Linked DNA regions of Mus musculus: region 2 is linked to region 1. The links are chromatin loops, found by intact Hi-C in ENCODE. Cell type or tissue: gastrocnemius. All regions are shown on one strand. Each heading gives the region's core, and the rest is flanking DNA. Links, peaks and the distances in the headings are about the cores only. Region 1 overlaps Elapor2 (endosome-lysosome associated apoptosis and autophagy regulator family member 2). Region 2 overlaps Abcb4 (ATP-binding cassette, sub-family B (MDR/TAP), member 4).

Evidence for each region. Peaks named below come from ENCODE experiments on the same cell type or tissue, not always from the same donor. Only the 100,000 strongest peaks of a DNase experiment are listed, where the experiment ranks them.
Region 2: it touches region 1 in a loop (6-fold over the local background); 7 of 42 quality-filtered maps call a loop at or near these places.

What each region holds. Positions count from the first base shown.
Region 1 is chr5:9,423,699-9,432,039 of GRCm38, forward strand. Elapor2 (endosome-lysosome associated apoptosis and autophagy regulator family member 2) reads left to right here. Exons shown (of 22, transcript NM_172706.4): 9 at 3,992-4,172; 10 at 4,707-4,835. Among named protein-coding and RNA genes, the nearest start is that of Mir879, 52 kb to the left of the region's middle. In gastrocnemius, for the core only: a CTCF peak has its summit at 4,066 (motif pointing left); a DNase peak (open chromatin) is centred at 4,079.
Region 2 is chr5:8,921,474-8,929,814 of GRCm38, forward strand. Abcb4 (ATP-binding cassette, sub-family B (MDR/TAP), member 4) reads left to right here. Exons shown (of 28, transcript NM_008830.2): 13 at 6,298-6,501; 14 at 6,934-7,104. Among named protein-coding and RNA genes, the nearest start is that of Gm31388, 20 kb to the right of the region's middle. In gastrocnemius, for the core only: no CTCF peak of the experiment used is centred there; no DNase peak of the experiment used is centred there.

The DNA of each region.
Region 1 (8,341 bases), core at 222-8,221:
ATTATATCTGAACAACATGAAAATATATTAAAATCATATTTGTTACATTGCTGAGTGATTTAGTGTATCAGTGAGTATAATGCCAGTGACCAGTTTGATAATATCTGGCTGACATGGCCTAATAGAATTAAGGTCATTCATATTCAAATATAATTTAGAATACACACACACACACACATACACACACAGCACTCACTTACAAGCATGCTGAATGCATATATATATATACATGAAATGTTTTTCATATAAGTCAGAGAATCTTTCATATAAGTCAAGAATAGATTCTTGGTATAGAAGAAAATAATGTGTCCATGTTTCATAAATTCAGTTCACTCCTTTTTAAAATTATTGACTATTTTATTTATTTACATTTCAAATGTTATCTCCCTTCCTGTTTTCCCTGCAAACCCCATCCTACCCTTCTTCCCCTGCTTCTATGAGGGTGCTTACCCACATACCCAGCCACCCACTCCCGACTCACTGCCCTAGAATTCCCCTATGCTTGGGCATTGATCCTTTGCAAGACCAAGGGTCTCCCCTCCCACTGATAACAGATAAGGCAATCCTCTGCTACATATGCGGTTGGAGCCACGGGTCCCTTGATGTGTACTTTTTAGTTGGTGGTTTAGTCCCCTGGGAGCTTGGGGGTGGGGGTGGGGCAGGTCCTGATTGGTTGATAGTGTTGTTCTTAAAGACAAAGTCTCACTACATAGCTTGGGCTGGCCTAGAACTCTGTGTAGAGCATGCTGGCCTTGAGCTCACAGAGATCCACTTTTAATGTTTAACCTAAATGATCATGAATATTGTAGCTCTTCTGTAATCTTTACACTAGTCTGGTAAAACTCTGTTGAGAGGGGTTTGGTTTCATAAAACCATTTCATGTTTGCATCTCACTTTCTGCAGAATGAGCTGGTTGTTGGTGTCTCACCTGCACTGTGAGCCATCTGGTTCTAAGCATCATTAATATTAATTAGCATCTTTCCCTGTCAGCTACACTAGGAAACATATGTCTCTGTTGGAAAGACAGAGAAGCAGTTTGCCGTGTGTGGCAGGAAGGTTTGTAAGGAACATGGATCATAGAGAACTTGTACCTTGATTTCTCCATGTTAAAATGTTCACAGTGTATTTTAACTTCTAAACGTCTTCTTTGCTTACATTGGAAGAAACTGGTTATTTGGCTTCTCAGATATATTTGCATATTGTATTGTTTTCAGTCTCATCAGAATGACCCTCCTTTAATGGTGCTGTTTGCATCTCTTGGGCAAGTTGTTTAATAGCTGTAATCTGGGGCTGGGGAGATAGCTTAGTTAGTAAAGTGCTTACCTTGAAAATTGTACAGCATAAGTTCAGTCTCCAATACCCATGTAAGGAGCCTGGTGTGGCAGCATGTGTTTGTAATTCTAGGGATGGGGACATAAAGCCAGATCCCAGAATTTGCTGGCCAGCCAACAGCCTAGCCTAATTGTAGAGCTCCAGGTCAGTGAGAGACTGTATCAGGGTAAAAGCAAAACAAGGTGGATGGAATCAAAAGAATGATGCTCAAGGTTGTCATCTGGCCTATCCACGCGTGCATAACTTTAATGTGCAAACCCAGGTTTCCTTGTTTGCGAACCTGGGGACAATAGTGTCCTGAAAAGGCTGGGAAGATTCTTTTCTGACATGGAATCTTTTCTGTTCTTGTGTAGAAACAAAATTTCCCCAAATGTAGCTGCTCATACATTTCTATGAATGTGAGTCAGAAAATTAATGAACTTACTAGGATCTCAAAAAAAATTTTTTTAACTTGTTAACTTAAACTGAAGACTTAAAGTCAATGTCTCTCCTATAATTATTTGTTTAGATTCTCTGAATTTTATGCTGCCTTTCTTGAGGGGTAGTTGAGGGCATTTTATTGATATAGTATCTAATTTGATGTTTTTAGCTACTTAGGAGGAGTTAGCTGGAGTGGCCATTGTTTTATAGATGGTCAGAGAGGCGGAGCCATAAAGTAGAGCATTAAAGCATGTCATGACATGGACCATAAAATGAATATGGAAAGGGATCTATAAAAAGAAAATAATACTACTTATCATTCTAATGAGACATCCATTTTCTTAGCATCCTTCTTCATACCAGATAGTGTATCTTCCACAAGCATATTTAAGGCTTCAGTTGAGTGGCATTGAATGTCTGTTTTGTACAGTTCTTACTGACTAGAAACAGAGGTGAAGGACTGCCTGTGTTTCCTGTTCTCCAGCTGCAACAGACTTCTTGTTGCAGAAGTTGTTTTAAAGGACAAACAATACTTTCAAAAGTTTATTGGATGAAAAGAACAGTTACTGTCTCTTCTAAAAACCTCTATGTAGCTCTAATATTGGTTGTTATATTTTTGCTGGAATACTCCACCTACCAGTGTTCACATTCCAGTTTTGTTTTAGGACAACTAACCTATCTATTATTCTGCTTTTTAACTAAGAATAACTAATTTTAGCATGGCCAGCTTTTGGGGTGTAGTTGAGTTACCACATTTTTTAAATTCTGTTTTGTGTAAAGTAGGATAATGAGAAGGGCTGTGATTGAGTGCTCTCCTGGAGAGCAGAAGGGTGTATTTTTCCTGATGCTCAGAGCACATAGAGAAGGCCATAAGAGTTTCTGGAGAGAATAGTTTAGCTACAATCCTTTTTTTTTTTCTTGGTTAATTTTTTTTTATTAGCTACAATTCTTATTATTGAAAAAGACTTGGGAACTACTAATACTTATGAATCATTAGGATTGTACATAAAGTTTCATCTCTTCTTTTTGAAAAAATAATATTTTTCTTTGATGATTACTCCATGCAAAGTGTGATAAGAAAGGCTGTGGCGGGTGTCAAGGAAGGGAGCAGTGGAGCTAGCCAGTAAGCAAGCAACATATTGCTGGCTACACACGGAAGTGAGCAGACGCAGGGGCAGCATTTGTTTGCTGTTATTTTTGAGATCATAAAATAACTGCATCATTTCTCCCTTTCCTTTCCCCCTCCAAACCTCACCTCAAATACCTCTCCTCACTCATATTCGCTTGCTCGTTTTAATTCTTTGTTTGTGTAAATCACACACACACACACACACACACACACACACACACACACACACACACACACACCTGCATGGTCTGGTCTGTATATTGTTGTTCATATGCATGTGTTCAGAGGTGAGCACCTGGCAGTTGTTTACACCTTAAGGAGGGATTTGTGATAAGAAGCATGCTGTCTGTATTGTAAGGGTTCTTACTGCTTAGGTTCAAAGCTAGCGCAATGTATTGATTGTTTCCAGGGACGAGCGAGCTGGCTCACTTGGTAGAGTGCTTACCACACAAGCATGGTTGTCTAGAACTCACATTAAAAAAATGAATGTAGTACCCCACTCCTGTATTCCCGGAACTGGGGAAGTAGAGACAGGAGGACCAGTGGGACTGGCTGGCCAGCCAGTCTAGCTGAATCAATAAGCTTTAGGTCTAGTGAGAATCTGATTCCCAAAATAACCTGGAGTCACTTGAGAGATGGCTCATCTAGTAAAGTCATTTACTACGAAGCACCCTACAAGGTGCAAAGAAAAAACCATCTCCTGCAGGTCCTAGTCCCTCCCTCCTTCTCCACCTACACACACACACACACACACACACACACACACACACACACACACACACACATTTACACACTTCCTCTCTCACATTAAACGAAGTTGGGTAGCAGTTATGAAAGACATCTTCATATGTGCATGTGCATGCACACACACACACATACACACATAATGGTTATTTTCCTACCTATTTTTCTCCATATTGTATTAATGAAAGTTATCTCTTTTTCTCTCATTGTTTTCTCACTGTTTAGATTCTCTCAGCCCTCTCTTCTGTTCTCCACTGTTGATAATTCTTTAGCTTGTCAATTTAGCATCTTTGTCATAAAGATATTGCATGATTTACTTTTAGTTTTAATTTTAAAAGCTCTCTCTCTCTTTTATTTTTTTCTCAGACACAGATAATGTACAAGTGGATAGAGCCAAAAATCTGCAGGGAGGATCTCACAGATGCTATTAGGCTGCCCCCTTCTGGAGAGAAGAAGGATTGTCCTCCTTGCAACCCAGGATTCTATAACAATGGATCGTCTTCTTGCCATCCCTGCCCTCCGGGGACGTTTTCAGATGGAACAAAGGGTAGGGTGTCTATCATGAATTGCACGATCAGTAAAACATTCCTGATAGACTTGCGATCTTGTTCTCTAGTGCTTTTTTTGAAAAGTTTTTAGAAGACACATTTCTTATTTTGTCAAAATGAAGAGGTATTGAGAAATGTTGATAATGGGACTCTTAGGCCATGGTGACTTATCTGACGAGGACAGTCTTACTGGTGTTTTGTGTGTATGGCCGTCTCCTTTAACAATAATACATTTTAGTCTCTGAAAGTCAACCCTATCCTATTGGGTAACCGTGGATAACCACTCACTCACCAAGTTAAGCATAATATGAAGCACTGTACAAACAAAACCACCAAATATGTACACGTGCATCCGTACTGTATCTAGAAAAATTTTCCAGATCCATTTTGAAAAAATTGCTAAGGGAATTGGTGGTCATGTAACATCTGTCCCTCATATTTGTCTGGTAGTTTTAGTGCAGAGGTGCTTGGTTCCGAGAAAGCTGTTCAGATGCAGCCTAATGTGATTGCATATACTCACTCATCTTCTGCAGAATGCAAGTCATGTCCGGCCGGAACAGAGCCAGCACTTGGGTTTGAATATAAATGGTGGAATGTCCTCCCTGCCAACATGAAAACTTCCTGCTTCAATGTTGGGAATTCCAAGTGCGATGGAATGAACGGTGAGCTTGGATTCTACATTAACTGTTGTGGCAGCGAAGACACCACTCATTTTTAGCTTTTTAGACATACCAGACATATTTGTGAGGAACTTGGTCTTACTTGGCTGGGTGTTCATCTTCCAGCCCTTATATAAAACTCAAGCAACCAATCAGATGCCTTTCCTAAAGTAATCACAACCACAGTGCTTCTCCCCTTTCCCTGGCTCCACTTCCTTTAGTTTCAGCTTTCCATAGTCAATAGCCGTTTATAAATACCAATTAGAAAATTACAGAAACAAATACTTTACATTTTAAATGGTCAAGTGTTCTTAATAGCCAACGGAACCTCATGCCATATTCTTTTTCCTTTCAAGCCTAGGATGTGAATGACTCCTTTGTGTGGTTACATCTGCTTCCTGTCCATTAGTGACTTAGTAGCCATTTTGGTTTTTAGATTCAGTGCTCAGGTTTCACAATATCTGCGTTTAAATAACTCTCTCAATAATAACTTCAAACCACAAACACACAAAAAGAACATGCCAAAGAAAATCCATCAAGCCCTGGCTCCCTCCCTCCCTCCCTCCCTCCCTCCCTCCCTCCCTCCCTCCCTTCTACCCTTTCAGCTGAAAATGCAAAAGTTCTCAACTCAATAAAGAGCGAGCATAAATTGTACACTGAAGTTGCTAAAATCCATGGTAAGGAAAAGCTTTTAGCCATTAAGTTGTGAAGAGGGAAACATGACTTCTGTGCCAGCGTTACTCTCGCACCTCAAAATGGCAGGAATTAAATGGTGGTAAGTGCTAAGATAGGAAAGGTATAAAGTGGTAGGGCTTGGTGTATCCTCTGTGGGGTCTCAGAGCTTATTTCCCGAGGATGGATGCTGCGTGAGAGGCTGGAAGGGGACAGGCTGGTGTATTAACCTGGTGTTTTATGTAGTCACTTTTCAAGTAGATATTGAACTTCATGTTTAAAGTCACAAACACCAGAAGAGATGTCCCAAGGAGGGCGACAATACCTTAAATCATTTGGAGCAATAAGTTACTAAATTCTTTTGGTTTGGCTCAGTACTGGGTTAAGCATGGTAAAGGGTGAAAGATTTCAAATTCTGATTTTCAGTGAAGTCCCTCACTATGTTCTTAAGATGCCATTAAATCCCACTTACTGAAGCCTTGCAGCAGAGTTCTACAGGACAGTTGCTAACATTCTTTCAACTCTCCTTGTTGGTCATACTCATTTTGAAATCTGAAATGTTGCTGTTTGCCAGGCATTCTAAAGAACAAGAGTAAACAATGTAAAAAGGAGTAAACAACGGAGTCCATCCATCCCCTTGTCAGCTCACCATCATTTCCATCAGCTTACTTTTCTCCATCTTACATTTGATCCTTGTCTCTAGGTTTACATAAACAGTTTTAAAATTGCATGCTTTGAATCAGTATCTCTTTAAAACAGATTTGGGACATAGGATATGAAAGTTCACGTGAGTGTAGAGATCAATGGAAAAAAATGGAGGCTTGAAAAGTTTTGAGTCAACAGGTGAGTGAAAGACCAAGATGTGATATATATTAAATAGGAAGTGTTCTTTATTGAAGGTAGCAGAAGGAAAGGTAGACAGGACAAAGGAGGATGTGCACTTGTTTAGAAATGTTTCTTTGGAGCAAATCCAGTCTGCGCAGCTCAAGTCACATGAGTTGGCAGTGGCAGGTTGATCCACTCATAAACACCATTCGCAAATCAGCAGTGACAGGCTGATCCAGAAGGAACTACAAGACACTCCCAATCAGCTTGAGTCCACAGAAGCAGCAAGAAGCCACTGGAGCACCACCAGAAGTTTTTGGTGTGTTTCTCTGTATGAAGTCATGACAAAAGATGACTAGCAAAGAATCGCAAGGTGTACCAATACTATCTAGTGCTGTCCACTGTCCGTTGGGCTATATTTATCCTTCCCAAACATGTGCTTTTTCAAATATGGGCTCTCCCAAAACACCACATGCCCTTTTTCCAGGCTGTCTACAGAAAAACACCACGTGTCTGTTCTTAGTAAAATGTTCTCCCATGTGTCTGCTTCAGCATAAACCTCCTCTCAAAAGACAGTTTCCACTTAGACTTGAACTTTGTACAAGGAGATAAGAATGGGTCAATTTGAATTCTTCTACATGATAACCGCCAGTTGTGCCAGCATGATTTGTTGAAAACCAGAGACACTGAAATTAATAGAGGAGAAAGTGGGGAAAAGCCTCGAAGATATGGGCACAAGGGAAAAATTCCTAAACAGAACAGCAATGGCTTGTGCTGTAAGCTCAAGAATTGACAAATGGGACCTCATAAAATTGCAAAGCTTCTGTAAGGCAAAAGACATTGTCAATAAGACAAAAAGGTCACCAATAGATTGGGAAAGGATTTTTACCAATCCTAAATCTGATAGGGGACTAATATCCAATATATACAAAGAGCTCAAGAAGCTGGGCTCCAGAAATTCAAATAACCCCATTAAAAATGGGTTACAGAACTAAATAAAGAATTTTCAACTGAGGAATACCAAATGGCTGAGAAGCACCTGAAAAAATGTTTAAAACATCCTTAATCATCAGGGAAATGCAAATCAAAACAACCCTGAGATTCCACCTCACACCAGTCAGAATGGCTAAGATCAAAAACTCAGGTGACAGCAGATGCTGGCGAGGATGTGGAGAAAGAAGAACACTCCTCCATTGCTGGTGGGATTGCAAGCTTGTACAACCACTCTGGAAGTCAGTCTGGTGGTTCCTCAGAAAGTTGGACATAATACTACTGGAAGATCCAGCAATACCTCTCCTGGGCATATACCCAGAAGATGTTCCAACTGGTAATAAGAATACATGCTCCACTAAGTTCATAGCAGCCTTATTTATAATAGCCAGAAGCTGGAAAGAACCCAGATGTCCCTCAACAGAGGAATGGATACAGAAAATATGGCACATTTACACAATGGAGTACTACTCAGCTATTAAAAACAATGGATTTATGAAATGCTTGGACAAATGGATATATCTGGAGGATTTCATCCTTAGTGAGGAGGTAACCCAATCAGAAAAGAAGTCATTAGATATGCACTCACTGATAAGTGGATATTAGCTCAGAAACTTAGAATACCCAAGATAAAATTTTCAAAACACAAGAAAATCAAGAAGAGGGAAGACCAACGGATGGTTACTTCATTCCTCCTTAGAATAGGGATCAAAATAACCATGAAAGGAGTTAACAGAGACAAAGTTTTGAGCAAAGACGAAAAGATGGACTATCCAGAAACTACCCCACCCGGGGATCCATCCCACAATCACCCACCAAACCCAGACACTATTGCATATACCAGCAAGATTTTGCTGAAGGGACCCTGGTATAGCTGTCTCATATGAGGCTATGCCAGTGCCTGGCAAATACAGAGTGAATGCTCATAGTCATCTATAAGATGGATCACAGGGCCCCCAATGTAGGAGCTAGAGAAAGTACCCAAGGAGCTGAAGGGATCTGCAACCCTATAGGTGGAACAA
Region 2 (8,341 bases), core at 297-8,296, 500 kb before region 1:
CCTACCTATGATTTGAGAATAAATATAGAGAGTTTTCTTTTCTTTTTTTTTCTTTTCTTTTTTTTTTTTTTTTTTTTTTTTTTTTTTTTTTTTTATGTAAAAGCATGAGGTAGTTTAATGACAGAGCTCTGGGTCGAAACATATCTCACGCAGGAGACAGTGGTTTCGACCCCGAGGCTTGGAAGCTAGGGGTTTTTATAGAAAAGGGGTGGGGCTGGGGGAGAAATTGGCGTGGTTTCACATGATTGGTCCATTTAAACATTAGCAGACTGTCAGAAGGGCGGGAGATAGGGAGGCACCGGGCCAGTCTGGCATGTCATTCTCTTTATCTTTATTGCTAAGCAGCCTCAGGAAACTCTTAACAACAGGCCTGCCCGGGCATGTCCTGGCCTGTTCTGCTATGTTCTCAGCCCCAGGTTTCAAAGCTCACAAACAACTCTTTGGGCTATTTGACATACATTACATGAATCACAGGTCTCAAGTTTTATTTCCTTTCATTCCCCTCTTCTTCTACTAAGTAATTCTAATCTTAGAATTTTAGAAGTCTATATCTCTATGTGGAGAATAGAAATCATAACATGGGCCAAAGGTTAAGAACAAAAACAGAATAAGAAGGGATGGTAAACAGAACTAGGCAAGGACCCTTCTAGTGAGGCTTGAGGGTCTGGGCATGATGTAGGTGTACGTGGATCAGATCTCTGGCTGGAACTGGTGAGATGTCTTTTGGGGTACCTGGCTCGTTCACTGTAGCCAATTGTGACCAGCCTTCTTTCTTCACCACCTGCAAGCCTTTTAACTTAGTTTACAGATTATTATTACAACAACATGTAGGTCTAGACACATCATTTAAGACAGCGATGGGCATGGGGAAGGAGCACCAAGTCTGCACCAGTCTCTTTTAGAATTCTATTCTTCTTTTCTACCTGTCCTGAGCTTTGGAGCTTGTATATACAATGTAACTTCTAATCAATCTCTAATATCTTGGCCAGTCCCTGATTTACCTGGGCAACAAAGGCAGGTCCATTACCTCGGGAAGATTTCTTTTAGGATCTTCTTGGCTATCACATTGGCCGTCTCAGTCCTGGTAGGAAAAGCTTCTATCCACCTTGAATAGGTATCTATAAACACTAATAAGTACTTGTTGCCATATCTAGCTGGCTTAATTTCTGTAAATTCTATCTTGTCATAGCACAGGCCTTGCAGCTTTTGACTATTTCTTCTGCCAAGTCAGAGAGTCCTGTAACATAGTAGTCAAAGGACCTAACCACACCTTTTAATTTCTTGGCCCCCAGGTGGGTCAAATAATGTCCATAACTTGATAGTGCTCAGGGGTGTATCTAAAACTGGTCTCTCTGACATCATAATAATCTTTAGGCTCCTTGACTGCCAGGATCATTGCTCTTTGGCCCGCCTGTTTGGCGATTAGATTTGCCATCTGATTTCCTTTAGCCATAGCATCTTAGGTCCTTCTCTGCAGATGTCAGCAGCCCCTTTATATCAAAGTCACAAGTTCAGCTTTTTGGGCCGACGTCCCTTCAGGGAGGCTGCTGGCCTAGATCACTTGCTTTCTGTCCACCACTGTACTACTGTCCTCACCTTCTGCTTACCTTCAACCTCGAGGCTACTGCCATCGGTGTACCAGCTTGAACTCTCAGGCCAAGGCTGATCTGATCCTTCAGATCATTTTGAGTACCTGTTTCTTCTGCCAGAATGTCAGCACAGTGCTAAGTAGGTGAAGTCTTGGGCAGTAGGGTAGCAAGATTGAGGACAGCAGGTGGAGCGAAGGTCACTCGTTCAGTCAACAAAAAGCTCTGATAATGTGTCACAGGAGCGTTGGTCAACATCCATCAGTCAGGGGGCTTTCAGATAATGCTTTCAAGAGTGTGGGGGTGCCACTGCAGTTATTTGCTGTCCCAGAGTGAGCTTATCAGCATCCTTGATAAGCAGAGCTATGGCTGCTATAGCTTTCAGGCAAGAAACCACCCGCTGGCAACAGGGTCTAACTTCTTGGATAGGTAAGCCACTGGCCTTTTTCAAAGTCCCAAAGTCTGAGTAAGGACTCCTCTGGCGACCCCTGATCTCTCTTCCACATAAAGAGTGAAAGGCTTGGTTAGGTCAGGCAAAGGCTGGCCATCAGTAGGGCCTTTTTCATTTCTCTAAAGGCTTTCTGGTGATCTGGGGTCCACACAAACATTTCCCCTTCCTTGGTTAGGGGGTACAATGGGAAGCTAAGGTCGCCAACCCAGGTATCTAGAGTCTGTAGAAGCCAGAGGTACCCAAGAACTCTCTTACTTGCCTTGGTGTAGTTACAGTCTTTTTCTGGCTTCTTTTAGCCATTGTTTTCCACCTCGAACGGTGTATCTCAAATAGATAACTTGAGTCTGACACAGCTGAGCCTTTTTAGCTGAGGCTAGGTCTTCTGTTGCCCAGATTTCCTGTCTAGATCCTGTCTTTTTCTTTCTCTCCTATTACTGCAGCCAAGTTTCTAGTCAAATTTCTTTGTCTACGATCCCTCCTGTTTTCTCTTTCTTCTGCCTCTCGCCTCTCTCTCTCTCTCTCTCTCTCTCTCTCTCTCTCTCTCTCTCTGTCTCTCTCTCTCTCTTGTAATACTCATTCTCTGCCTCTTACTTACTGGTTCTACTCTAAATATTTCTCATTCAGAGTATCTCTCTCATATCAGACCTCTCTAATCTCCTTCATCTCTATAATTCACTGTCTCTCCTGAGTCTGCTGGAGCTTTGCTCTTCCTTACAGTCTAAACTCACCTTTTTCTAGACCTCTATACCCATTTGTCAGAGCCTGGTGATTAAACTCATAGGTGCTCCTTACCTGGGACAGGAATTTTTAAGTGGGCAGATATCTCCCTCACTGGTTAGCAGCTTAGGGCAGGGCTGCCCTAGAAGAGAAAACACTTGGGGCAGGGAAAGGAAGGCAGCTCTCACAGCTGGCTGCACCAGGCCAACTCAGGGAGGGGGGGGGGGGAAGGTGGCAGAGGCGGCGACTCTAGTCGGCCCCTCCCCAGCAGGCATCACTTTCGCTCTAGGAAGCCAGGCGGGGCTAGTGCCCCTCTTTCTTTTCTTGCCAGTACCGCAGGAGATGAAATCCGTGGTGGTGGTGGTGGTGGTGGTGGTGGTGGTGGTGGTGGTGGGGCGGGCATCCCAGGGAAACCTCCTCATCGGTGTTCCTCCCTGGGCCACAGTTTCCCACGTGGCGCCTCCCTCAGCCAGTGCGTGCCACTACTGCTGAAGCCCGAAGTTCTCAGTCAGGCCCTGCTGCGTGTGGCCAGGGATGCCGAGTTGTTTTTCTTAACTATCACTGACAAATTCTGTCCTAACATCTGTCCAAGTCCACAGTCGGCACTACACACACAGTCTGTCCCATAACAAAAACCACAAACAAAAACAAGACAGCAACACAAAAACAAGACAGCAACAGAGAATAAAAGACACCAGTATCTAAGCATACTTGTTCTTCACTCTGCCAGATGTAAAACCAAGGAACGAGGTGGGACTCGAACCCACAATCTCGGAACCCTAATACCAAGGCACGAGGTGGGACTCAAACCCACGATCTTGTAACCCTAAAACCAAGTCATGAGGTGGAACTCAAACCCATGATCTCGGAACCCTAAAAACAAGGCACGAGGTGGGACTCGAACCCACGATCTCATAACCCTGAAACCAAGACACAAATTCACAAACCAAGACACAAATTCACAATCTCAGAACTGAAAAACCAAGACACAAATTCACAATCTCAGACTTGAAAAACCAAGACACAAATTCAGCAGTGCCACACTTAGACAACAGACAACATGTAAGACGCACACAAACAAATGTACCTCCAAGGGGTCTTTCGGGTTTCCTGGGTGTCACACAGATCTCGCTGAGGCCTCCAAATGAAAGAACCTAGTGGGGAAACCCCCACTCAATTCCCGTTCGGCGTGCACCCAAGAATCACGAACAGACGACCATCTTGATGTAAAAGCATGAGGTAGTTTACCGATGGAGCTCCAGGTCGAAATGTATCTCACGCAGGAGACAGTGGTTTTGACCACATGGTGGAGCCATAATGGCAGAGCTCCGGGTAGAAATGTATCTCACACAGGAGACAGTGGTTTCGACTGAGAGTTATTTTTCTTTATGGGCCTTGGTAGACTTCCCACACTCCAGTGGATGACAACATCCAAGAATGTGAAGTCAACACAGGTTGGATTCCATGGGTATTCTAAATGAGGACCCAGAGTTGGAGGGTGTGGAGGGGACAATATGGTAGGTGTATCAAAATACAAAGTATGAAATTCTCAAACAATCTTTAAAAGAGAGGATATATATATATATATATATATATATATAGAGAGAGAGAGAGAGAGAGAGAGAAATGGTTAGCTTTAATTATTGGTTATGATAGATAATAGAAGAGGGGCAATCATTTCTTTACTTATATACCCTACTGCCATGACCCTCTGGGCGCTAATAGATATTTCAAACCCATAATCACATAGATGGCCTTGGTTAAACTCAGTAGATTAAAAAAAAAACACACAGCAAAAAGACATGAGCTAGGTAAAGGATTTATAGCTGGGAGGAAGGTAGAGGTTGAGGGTGAAAATATGGCAGGGCGTGGTGGCACACACCTTTAATCCCAGCACTTGGGGGGCAGAGGCAAGCAGATTTCTGAGTTCGAGGCTAGCCTGGTCTATAAAGTGAGTTCCAGGGATACAGCGAAACCCTGTCTCAAAAAAAACAAAAAAACAAATAAAAGAAAAGAAAGGAAAGGAAAGGAAAGGAAAGGAAAGGAAAGGAAAGGAAAGGAAAGGAAAGGAAAGGAAAGGAAAAGAAAAGAAAAGAAACAGTGTGTGTGTTTGTGTCTGTGTGTCTGGGGGGGGGGTGTATGTATGTCTGTATTCAATTGCCAAAGAATAAACTTAATTAAAAAGTGATCAGCATTACAAAGATAAACTGCTCCTTCAAGAGCTCCCAGATCTAACAAAGTACAATGAAGCAGATGTATTATATATTTCGCCAATGTCCATTATTAAATTACTTATAAAGAGTCATTTATTTAGCTTATGTTCATCAAGGAATAAATGCCCCATAAACACTAGTCATTTACAGTAAAGCAATTGATATTAATATAGGAACATAAATCATGTCTTTCAATTTAATGATTCTTTGCTTTTAGAACAATTAAGAAAATATCAAATGGCTAAAAGTTAAGAAATGATAAAGTACATTATAGTGTGTTAAGCATAGCAAAACACCAAAATGTCATCTAGCTATATGTTGGATAAGGGGACATTTTAACTTAAATTTATCATCGGAAATTAAACACAGTGACATGCCTAAAACCTAACTGGGGCTGGAGGCTATGTCCCAGAGAGAGTGTTTTCCTGAGTATACAGATGCTTTGGGGTCATTTTTTAAAGCACTATGACAATTAACTAATATATCCAAAATTTCTTATGGTAGATAATCAATTTGGCTATTTTATTTATTTACCTTTCAAATGTTATCCCCTTTCCCAGTTCCACCCCCCACCAAGAAAACCTCTGTTTCATCCCCCTTTCTCCTGATTCTGTGAGGGTGTGGCCCTACCCACCCACTCCCACCTCCCTGCCCTTGCATTCCCCTACACTGTGGCATCAAGCCTTCACAGGACCAAGGGCATCTTATTCCATTGATGCCTGACAAGGCCGTCCTCTGCTACATATACGGCAGGAGCCACTCCTCCAAGTGTACTCCTTGGGTGGTATAGACCCTGGGAGCTCCGGTTGGTTGATATTGTTGTTCTTCCTATTAGGGTTGCAAACCCCTTCAGCTCCTTCAGTTCTTTCATTGGGAACCCTGTGATTAGTTCAATGGTTGGCTGAGAGCATCGCCTCTGTATATGTCAGGTTGGCAGAACCTCTCAGGAGATAGCTATCTTAGAAAGGGTAACAAAATACTTACGGGAGCAAATACGGTGGCAAAGTGTGGAGCAGAGACTAAAGGAAAGACCATCCAGAGACTGACCAATCTGAGCATACATCCCATATATAGCCACCAAACGCAGACACTCCTGTGGATGCCAAGAAGTGCATGCCGACAGGACCCTGATATAGCTGTCTCCAATAATCTGTTCTTGAAAAAAAAAATGTATATATCAGGAAAATATGGTTGCTTTATTTTATTCCTGCTTATTACTGTTTAGTTTTTATTTCTAACTTTTGAATGAACTCAATACTAGTAAAAAGCCCTTGTGCCTTTGAAATCAGGTTGCTTAAAATATTGACTAGGAAATCCTTCTTTCTTTCAGATTAGCATCGATGGGCAGGATATCAGGAACTTTAACGTCAGGTGTCTAAGGGAAATCATTGGTGTGGTAAGTCAAGAGCCCGTGCTGTTCTCTACTACGATCGCTGAAAATATCCGCTATGGCCGTGGGAATGTAACGATGGATGAGATTGAGAAAGCCGTCAAAGAGGCCAATGCCTATGACTTCATCATGAAACTGCCCCAGGTAAAGTTTCCCTTAAAATCACAACTGAAACGTGAGGCATGAGTTCTTGCTTCAAAAGCTAAGCTCTGGGTTACAATGTTATTCAACCTTGTTGGGCAAATCCCTTAAATTATTCAGACAAGGCTTAACGACTATATTCTATATGTAAATAACATAAAGACATATAGGACATGCATTGGTAATTATTGCAACTCAGTGTTAATTTATTATACTTCATGATACACTACAAGAATCAAAGTTTCGGTTGTCTTCATTTATTTCTACAAAACTCTCTGTACTTTTGTATTTAAAATACTTTTAAAAGGCTGACATATAGCTCCGTGATAGAGACCTTTTTTAGCATATTCAAGGTCCTGTCTGAGTTTGATCCCCAACACTATAAAATTGAATGAATGAGTAGGTTTCTGGAGCTGTTCTGGGTTTTCTGTTTAGAAATTTGACACCCTGGTTGGTGATAGAGGGGCGCAGCTGAGTGGGGGACAGAAACAGAGAATCGCCATTGCCCGGGCCCTGGTCCGCAACCCCAAGATCCTCCTGCTGGACGAGGCCACCTCAGCCCTGGACACTGAAAGTGAAGCTGAGGTGCAGGCCGCACTGGATAAGGTCAGTACCCGAGGTAAACACCCAGGGCGGGGGATGGGGAGCAAATTGTTGTGCAGACTTTTCCCAGTCCTTTGGGAATCTAGATTGAGAAATAAAACCCAAAGGGCAGATGAGGTTGTCTCTTGGGATTTATTGATTTCTTGAGCCCGTTACATTGTCGCAGAGAGAGGTCAATGATCTTTACAGGTTTCCTCCATGGTTCAGTGAACCTAGACCAGGCCTGTGGGAGGAACTGTGGGGGTTGTTTTTTTTTTTTTCTTTCTTGCACACATGGGTTTTATTTGATAACAATATGCTAAAATATGTGAAGAAATTAATTTATAAATTCAGGTATTTTTATGTAACAAGTTCTAGTGATGATATGCTGTCATTTTCTTGGATGTATTGTATTTCATTCTAAGTTTTAATCTATTTCTTTGTGGATTTTTTTTGTTAAATCAGTAAAAAGACAAACACTTATATTCAAGTATATGTGGAAATACATATAAATACATATATATGAGAATGTAATACATATATGCATATGTGCATACACATGTAACTCTGATTACCTAAACACTGCTCTAGTTTAAAAATAGTTCAAAATAACCTATTTTGTGGTAATAATGGCATCATTATTTGTAATTTAATTGTTAATGATACATTAAATTGTATCAAAATAATGTACTTGCTCCTTAGGGTGATTGTGAATACTCCTCATTAAAAGACTTGAAATTTAGAAATAAATAAAGTAAAAGAAATAAAACTGGATTACTATCACCTAACAAAACAAAAGAAGAAAATTCCATTTTAAAATGTATTATTTGATGGCATTTAGTATACTCATCAGATTATGCAATCATCAATACTAATTCCAGAAATAGTTCATTGCCCAAAAGAAACTAGTTGACTACTTCTCAGTAGCCCTGTGCACACTCTTCTGTCTTTGTGGCTTTGCTAGTTCTAGACATTTTATATAGATGTAACCATACTTTGCTGTTGTTTTTGCTGTTGTTATGTGTACATGATGTGTGTGTGTGTGTGTGTGTGTGTGTGTGTGTGTATGTGTGTGTGTGTGTGTGTATGATATAGTACATATGCCACAGCACTTGTGGAGAGGTCAGAAGACAACTTTATGGAGTCAGTTCTTTCCTTCCACCTTTGTATGTGTTCCCAGACTCCAATGATATCACCAGGCTTGAATCGCAAACACCCTTACCTGCTAAGCCATCTTGCTGGCCTTCGTTACTGTCTTTTT